2 separate regions of the Homo sapiens genome follow, and region 2 is linked to region 1. Evidence: chromatin contacts called from ENCODE Hi-C or POLR2A ChIA-PET data. All regions are on one chromosome and are shown on one strand. The core of a region is the stretch at or near the end of the contact, and the rest is flanking DNA. Distances in the headings are between cores, read along the strand shown.

The links. A loop is a pair of places that touch in the nucleus more often than their neighbours do. ChIA-PET counts read pairs that join two places held with the same protein, here RNA polymerase II (POLR2A). Pooled maps may share reads with other maps.
Region 2: a map with no recorded cell type shows a loop between it and region 1 (8-fold over the local background). The contact joins the enhancer-like site here to the promoter of PLEKHM1 in region 1. A Hi-C loop is called at or near these places in 1 of 168 maps with a recorded cell type or tissue (CD4-positive, alpha-beta T cell), 2 of 37 single-sample maps with no recorded cell type and 14 of 50 pooled maps. POLR2A ChIA-PET finds 5 or more read pairs at or near these places in 1 of 52 experiments (MCF 10A).

Annotation. Positions count from the first base shown.
Region 1 is chr17:45,489,152-45,493,091 of GRCh38, reverse strand. It overlaps PLEKHM1 (pleckstrin homology and RUN domain containing M1), which reads left to right and starts at 2,371. Exons shown (of 12, transcript NM_014798.3): 1 at 2,371-2,440. It overlaps LOC105369225 (a long non-coding RNA gene), which reads right to left and starts at 2,220. Exons shown (of 5, transcript XR_002958152.2): 1 at 1-2,220.
Region 2 is chr17:45,583,859-45,587,996 of GRCh38, reverse strand. It overlaps the pseudogene DND1P1. Among named protein-coding and RNA genes, the nearest start is that of LINC02210, 34 kb to the left of the region's middle. RefSeq lists an enhancer at 2,702-3,646. Within about 2 kb of position 2,821, at least 39 of the 41 ENCODE cell types and tissues checked have a DNase peak (open chromatin) inside an H3K27ac peak, as active enhancers do; they include CD4-positive, alpha-beta T cell, where a contact is called at or near this core.

The sequences.
Region 1 (3,940 bases), core at 1,122-3,621:
TCTCTGGTCCCTTGGCCCTTTGCAGGTACCTTTTTTCTTGCGCAAGTCACGTGATAATGTAAGGGTTTTTTTTTTTTTTTTCCCCCCCATCTGGAGCCTGCCTGGTGGGCTCAGGGTCCATTTGTGCAAACATGCATTTCCCTCTCCTCTGCGCCCCCTCCTTCATGATCCATGCTTTATGCAGCTTCCCCAAGGCATGCAGAGCAAGCTGAGAAGAGGTAGGCAAGCCTGAAGACTTTTCAAAGAAGCAGGGTAGCTTGGGAAGTAAGAGAAGACCAGGAGATAGGGGCTCCTAAAAAGCAGACAAGAGATTACCGAGGGGTTCCCCACAGCTCCAGCACACAGCCGCTGCACAAAAATGCAGTGGAATTACTGAGGGACATTATGTGCTTGATGGGGGACAGGGAATGCTTGTGCCAAGCCACCAAGGATTATGCTGTGCCAGTTGTATACTATCGTTTTGCCAAGGTGAAAGGATTTCCCTACTAAATCCCTTACTTTCCACTTTGTTTAAAATGAGTTTAACACCGAGAGAATAGTTTGTCTCTATGTCCTTATTTCTAATCTTCCTGCTCAACCATTAACTGCAGTAAACACACTCAGACCCATCTAGTCTAAAATTGAGAAGGGGAGGTTCTCACTCCTGGAGAGAGAATTACTGAAAGGGCGGCCCTCATACAGTCCAGGGTCATACCCCCAAGTGCTGGTTTTATACTTGAAAGCAGACAGTGGGACTCTGAACTTTGCAGAGATAAGAGGGACACCTTCCTACCCAGAGAAGCCAAAAGAGCACAGGACGCCCAGGCCGAGGGCAGTGAAGCTTGCTTCCAAGAACTGGCCCGTTCCCCAGCCAACCCCTGTGCCCACTTAGGACTGGCATGTAGCAGTACCTCTCCTCATCCACACTCAGGCCCTAGGCTCCCAATTGACCAAAGCCTGCAAGTATAAAGTGTCCAGAGCATGGGTCCCTGCCAACACTCCCTGCCCTGCTCTTCACTACCTGTGGCCACCACTTATGACATTTTGTTCCGAGTTCATCTGAAAGAGAAATGTCACTTTTGCGTTAGAAAGAAGATATACAGGCCAGGTGTGGTGGTTCATGCCTGTAATCCCAGCACTTTGGGAGGCCGAGTCAGGAGGATCGCCTGAGGCCAGGAGTTGGAGACCAGGTTAGGTAACACAGTGAGACCCCTGTCTCTACAAAATAAACAAATTTTTTTAAAAATGAAAAGATTGGCCGGGCGCGGTGGCTCACGCCTGTGATCCCAGCACTTTGGGAGGCCGAGGCGGGTGGATCACCAGGTCAGGAGATCGAGACCATCCTGGCTAACACGGTGAAACCCCATCTCTACTAAAAACATAAAAAAATTAGCCGGGCGTGGTGGCGGGCTCCTGTAGTCCCAGCTACTCGGGAGGCTGAGGCAGGAGAATGGCGTCAATCCAGGAGGCGGAGCTTGCAGTGAGCCGAGATCGCGCCATTGCACTCCAGCCTGGGCGACAGAGCCAGACTCCGTCGCAAAAAAAAAAAAAAAAAGAAAAAAGAAAAAATTAGCTGGGCGTGGTGGTGCACGCCTGTAGTCCCAGCTGCTTGGAGGCTGAGGTGGGAGAACCACTTAGTCCGTGAGGTCAAAGCTGTGGTGAGCCGTGATCGTGCCACAGCACTCCAGTCTGGGCGACAGAGTGAGACCCTGTCTCAAAAAAAAAGCAGAAAGGAAGAAAGAAATCCTCTACACGGGCTAGAAGAGAATAACCAGACCCCTAAGCTTCAAGCCAGGCGGTGCTAATGGGCGAGTTACACACGGGAGAGTGCCCAAGGGGACCTCAAGGCGTTCCCTTGGGATAAAGTGTGGTCAAAACAGCTATGTTTATCCTGAAAGCGCAAGGCGGAGGCTCCAATTTGGGCCCGGGCTCCGCCCCACGGGCTGCACTGCTGCCCTCGGAGAGGCAAAGATAGGGCAGGCGTTATTAGTCCCACTCACAAGTGGGAACTCTTCAGCTGAGGGAGGCGAAGTGACAGCCCCAATGTTGCACAGATGGTTCTGAGGCCAAACGAGGTCAGGAACCCAGAAGCCAGGATCTAGTTTGACGCAGACCTGCGGGAGGCGGGCGGTAACGGATGCGTTCTCCCTGACACCGGTGCCTTCGCCTCTCTGCGCCCTGCAGGCGCCCCCAGTTCCCCAGCCTCCCAGACCTCGCATCTGCCCCGGGGCTCAGCTCCCAGGGACTTCCGGGAGCAGCTGGCCCCGCCCCAAGGCTCCTTCGGGCTGCGCGATTGGCACCGCGGGCCGGGGCAGGGCCGGAGCGCCGAGCCAACGTGATGGCGTCAGGGGCCGGGGCGCCGCTTCCTGTTGTCAGTGGCCGAGAGACCGCATCGTCGGCTCGGAGGCTGAGGGGCTGCCGCGGCCGGGAGCGCCCCTCGCCTCGCTCCTCGCTCCGCTTGGTGAGTTAGGGGGTCAAGATGCGAGGAGGGCGGCGGAGTGGTGGGAGGGCCGAGGCGCGAACGGGCGGTGGGCCTCCCGCTCCCTCCGCGATTCCCAGCCCCTGGTTACCCTGAGACTGCCCGGCTTCAGGGCCCTCAGCCCTGTCCAGCCCGCGCCCGCTCCTCTCCGACCCAGCCTTCCCCCTGCACCGCCGCTGTGGCCCCGTCCCCTCCGTCTGTCCAGCCCCCAGCCCGCGCCCGCATCCCCTCACCAGCGGTCTTGCTTAAATGCAGCTTCACTCGTGACCCCACTTTACCCCAGTTCCAACACCGATCTCGGCCACGTCCCTTCGCCCCGCCCTGACACACCTCATCCTCTCTCCCCACCCCTCTGGTAATCCCGATGCTCCGCGCTTACCTCCCCGAGACCCACCATTCAGGTTTCCCCTTTTCTGGCTCAGCTTTCTTATCCCAGTCACCCCCATCCCCCGTCTAGCTCCCCAAGATCTGCTCATCCCAAACATTCTACCTCCGCCCTCTCATCTAAGACCCACCCCCAAAGTAGGTGCCCTGTTGAGCTCACCGCTTTCTTCTGGATAACTCCGATCTCAGCCTTATTCCAAGTCTTAACTGTGTCTTCTCGTCCTTAGTCTCCTAGCCACTGTATACCTTCCTTTGCGTCTCCTGCCGTACTGAGGACAGCCCATCCCTAAGTCTTTGCCAAACTGTCCCGAACTCTTGCTGCCTCCTTTCCTACCACCCTCACCCAATCTTGTTAAAAATGACATCTCCATGTCCTTTCACCCCCGCTGACCCACCGCAACTCTTCACCCCAACTCTGCGTCCATTGCTTCCCTCGACCCAACTCCCATTCAACCTGAGAACTTAGTGCAGAGTCGCCTGCCAACTCCACCAGCTGCCCCTCAACAGCCAAATGTAGGTGCTCACTCAGACCCGCAGTTACAGACTGAGCAGCATGATTGGCGGGTGCAGGGGCTCAGGTGGTAAATAAGGGTGGAGGAGCAGTGGGCTCTCCCCAACTCTTGGGTGGGGCCGGGGTTTTTCCTGGCATCTGGTCTCCTGCACCTGTCCTCAGGGATTGTGTTTTTGGCATTCATATTAAATGACTTGTGCTGGCTGCTGGAATGGTAGGTATCATTCAAATATCTGGAAGGTGAGAGACGGCCACTCACTCAGCTCACTTAGCACAGAATGATGGAAGCTGTCACTTCCTTCTGGTTGGTGTTCTCGCCCTGGAGAGCTTCTGGGAAGTTCTGTGTGGTGTTGGCTGTGGTCACAGAATATTGTTCGTGTTCCTTTTCTTGGCACTTGTAAGGGCCTCTCCCTGCCAGAGCTGATGGCAGATCAGTCCTGATGCTGAATTCAGGGGATATGATGGGTGCCAGAGGCAACGTTACCTGTTGTGAAGAGTATAGGTGAGTAGGTCCTGGGGAGGCTGAGGCCTAGGTGGGTACAGAGGCTCTTGAATCGCTTTCTTTTCTTTTAAGTGCTGGATCATTG
Region 2 (4,138 bases), core at 1,572-4,071, 94 kb before region 1:
AAAGTGCTGGGATTACAGGAGTGAGCCACCGCTCCTGGCCGAAAAAGATTCTTGCACACACATGTTTATAGTAGCACTATTCACAATTGTAAAAATGTGGAACCAACCCAAATGCCCATCAATGAGTGGCTAAAGAAACTGTGGTATAGATATACAGTGGAATACTACTCAGTCATAAAAAGGAATGAATTAATGGCATTTGCAGCAACCTGGACGGGATTGGAGACTATTATTCTTGTTTTTTTTTTTTTTTTTGAGATAGAGTCTCACTCGGTCACCCAGGCTGGAGTGCAGTTGCGCAATCTTGGCTCACTGCAAGCTCTGCCTCCTGGGTTCACACCATTCTCCTGCCTCAGCCTCCCAAGTAGCTGAGACTACAGGCGCTTGCCACCATGCCTGGCTAATTTTTTTTTTTTTTTTTGTATTTTTAGTAGAGACCGGGTTTCACCATGTTAGCCAGGATGGTCTCGATCTCCTGACCTCGTGATCCACCCGCCTCAGCCTCCCAAAGTGCTGGGATTACAGGCGTGAGCCACCGCACCCGGCCTTTTTTTTTTTTTTTTTTTTTTTTTTACTAACCAGGGGTTTAATATAAATACAACCAGCATAGAAAGACCCAAAACTATACAGAAACCAAAACCAGAATGCCATGTGGTGGAGGCAAAGGGCATAATTCCTGACCCCTTTGGCTCAGCTGCCCTTCCCCACAAATAAAAACCAACAAACAGGACAAATCAGGACAATAAAGAAGATTCATGCTAAGCTGTGGCAGAGGGGGGAAGGTATGATCGGGTGGGGGTGGGACAAGGAATGGCCAGGGAAGATAACTGGGTCAGGTTGGACCCTGGGCTGGGAGGGGGAGGGCAAGGCCCATCACCACAACTTAAGCAAAACCTAAGCTGCCCCCAGGTGCCATAGGTCCCTGTCCCAGCAGGGAGGCTGATGGGCCTGGGCCCATGCCCCTCCCCACCTTTGGGGGTCAGATAGTGGCCACCCAGGTCTGCTGGGTTGGGGCCTGACACAGGCTGTGCATGCCCATTCGGGCTGCCTGTGGAGAGAGAATGGAGTCACTGTTTAACCATGCTACCTGCCTCAGCCCCAGCAGACCACAGGAGGTTGGCCCCAGACTCAATGAGTGCCTGCAGCAGCCGTACAGACACAGCATCCTTGGCCACCTCATGCCCATCCCGGCCATCTAGGATCAGCACAACCCAGATGAGGCCGCTGAAGGGCACCGGATGCCCAGGAATCACCACCTGGTACCAGAAGCGGTGCCAGCCAGCAGGTCCTATGCCCAAACACTTGGTGAGGAACACAGAGCTGCCCAGCTTCATTCGTTGGCACAGCAACTGCAGGGTAGCCCGAGCCCCTTGGGACCCTAACTTGTCCCTTGCCAAGGCCAACTGGCTGCCGTCTGGCTGTGGGGACCACAAGGAGGGACCCACAAGCTGCTGGCGAAGTCGCTGCTTCAGTTCTGGCTTGAGCCACTCCACAGCCACCTGCTCTCCACAGAGGTGTGGCTGCCCTTCCTCCAGGGCCTTTTTGGCCATGGCAGCGGTCCAGTGCGAGCTGAATTTGAGCAGAGCGATCTGCCCGGGCGCCGGTCCGGGGCTGGGCAGCAGCCGCGCCTCCTGCAGGCCGGGACCCAGCGGCTGCAGCGCGGGCTGCAGCGCGGTGCGGGTCAGATTCGGCGGCAGGCAGTCAACGCTCAGCTCACACTTCCCGGTGCTGCGGCACAGAAGCAGCGGGCAGGACGGCCGCAGCGGGTGGTTGTGCAGCGGGCGATGGCGGCCTGCGCGCCGCGCCGCGAGCTGCAGCGGGCATATGCGAAGCCGCGGTTCAGGCCGCTGAAGGTCATCATCAGGCGGAACTCGTAGAGGCGGCCCACGCGCTGGAACAGCAGGATAGCTGGTGCTCATACACTTCCTGAGGCAGCCGCCCGATGAACACCTCTGACCCAGCCGGCGGCGGGCTGCCCACCCAGCCTGGGGGTGGCCCGCCATACTTCCTCTGCCCGTTCACCTGCACCAGGCGATGCCTGTCTGCCTGACCCACGCCTCCAGCGCCGCCTTGTTCTCTGGCTTCACCCTCTCACACCACAGCTCACAATCCCGCGTGGACTGCATGGCTCTCTATTCTCTTTTTTTTTGAGACGTAGTTTCACTCTTGTTCTCCAGGCTGGAGTGCAATGGCAGGATCTTGGCTCACCGCAACCTCCGCCTCCCGGGTTCAAGCGATTCTCCTGCCTCAGCCTCCCAAGTAGCTGGGATTACAGGCACCCGCCACCATGCCCAGGTAATTTTTGTATTTTTAGTAGAATTTAGGAGTTTCCTAAATTCTGGGGGCTTGTCTCCCTGTTCCCCCACCCCGACTAATTTCCCTCGGTCGCTGCCACTGCCCCGTCCCTTAGGTCGCTCGGGCCGCCCCACTCCGAGACTTTTTTTTCTTTCGCTGGTTCTTTCAGCTTCAGTTTCCCTAGAGGGCGGGAGGGGAATATTTGGGGGCTCTCCTGCCTTCCTCTCCGAGCCGCGGAAGGGGAGACGCAGGGAGGAGGTCCGACCGGCTTTGGGCTCCAGCCAGGGGTCCGCGGAGACTATGGTCTCCGAAGGCCTTAGACGCGGGGCATTTCGCCAGCTGCGCGTCTCTCTCAACCGCGCCACCAAGCCCGGAGTCCAGCCGCGCCTCGCTGCGCCCAGCCCCGGCGCCCCAGGCTCTCTGCCCCCGACTCAATGCTCCCGCGCTCCCCCAAGCAGCCGCTGCGCCACCTCGCCCCGTCCCAGGCTCGTAGGCTGCTCAGCTCACGTGACCGCGCTCCGTTAACGGAAGAAACGAGATGGAGGCTGAAGGCGATCCGCAGTGGGGCCCCAGCCATTCGGATTGAGCCTTCTCCCTCCAACCGCTTCCGCAGGCCGGGCCCCTCCTGCCCTGCCCCTCTGGCCTCCCCACCCGGCCCCAGCCGCCCCCACTGCGCCCATTGCGCCCGCCCCTTCCCGGCCGCTTTCCCTTCTCCCTCCGCCTCGGCTCCAACATGAGGGGCCGGCGGGGCAGGCCGACCAAGCAGCCCGCGGCTCCCTCTGCGGAGCGCTGCGCCCCGGCCCCGCCGCCGCTGCCGCTGCCCACGTCCGGACCCATCCGGGGTTCCGCTCGCGGCAACGCGGTAGCAGCCCGGGCAGGTGGGTCGCCGCCAGGCTGAGGTGGCGCCCAAGACGCGCCTGAGCTCGCCCAGGATGGGCAGCAGTAGCCGGAGAAAGCCGCCGCCGCCGGCCCCACCCCAGCACCAGCGCCCCGGCCGGGGGGAGGCGGGGGCAGCCACCTGGCCCGGACGGCTGCGGTCTGGAGGGCTGTCAACAAAGTGGTGTAGGAGGACGCCAGTTACTGCACGGAAAGCAGCGTCAGGAGCCATAGTACCTACAGCAGCACTCCAGGTACCCACTCAGCCCAGTTGCTGCAGACTCCTTCCCCACCTTCTCTGCCCTCCCCCTTTGCTCACTCGTGTGCTGTGCATCCTGCTCCGATCTCCCCCCAACCCCGCCGACCCCCAGAGGGGAAATGCGAGGGCACATCAAGTGGCAAAAAACCAGATTTATAGGAGGAAAGAGGCGCATTGTTCAAAATGGAGATTGCATTGTTGCAGTTGGCGGGCCACACTCGCTCTCTCTTCCCGCCTCCCGCCAACCTCCTCTTTTTCCTCCTCAGAATTTGTACCAGTGTAGTGTCTCCACCGGGCAAGATTGAAACTTGGGCAAACACATATCCATTGCTTTCATTTTTTCCCCTTGTTTTGGTAGTTTTCTGGAATGAAAGAAGCCTCTTGTTTTGCAAACCTCTTTTCATTTCTAATGTGGTTCCTTTCGGATTTTTATTATATATCTGTTCCTTAAAAGGGAATTAAGGATTTGGACAGATTGTGTGCCACAATCTGTTTTCACACCCCTAGCTGTGGTTTTAAAATTATGTTAAGGAAACGGATCATTTGGGTTAGTAGGGGAACCTTATCTGGTCTTGTGTGTTTGTTTTTATTCTTCGAGTGCTAACGGGCCCGTGCAACAGTTTCTGGTAAATGGCTGATTAAAAAGCAAAGCAGAAAGCCAAACAAGACCCAACGAAATTTGGTAATTCATCTGATTCAAAATTGTTT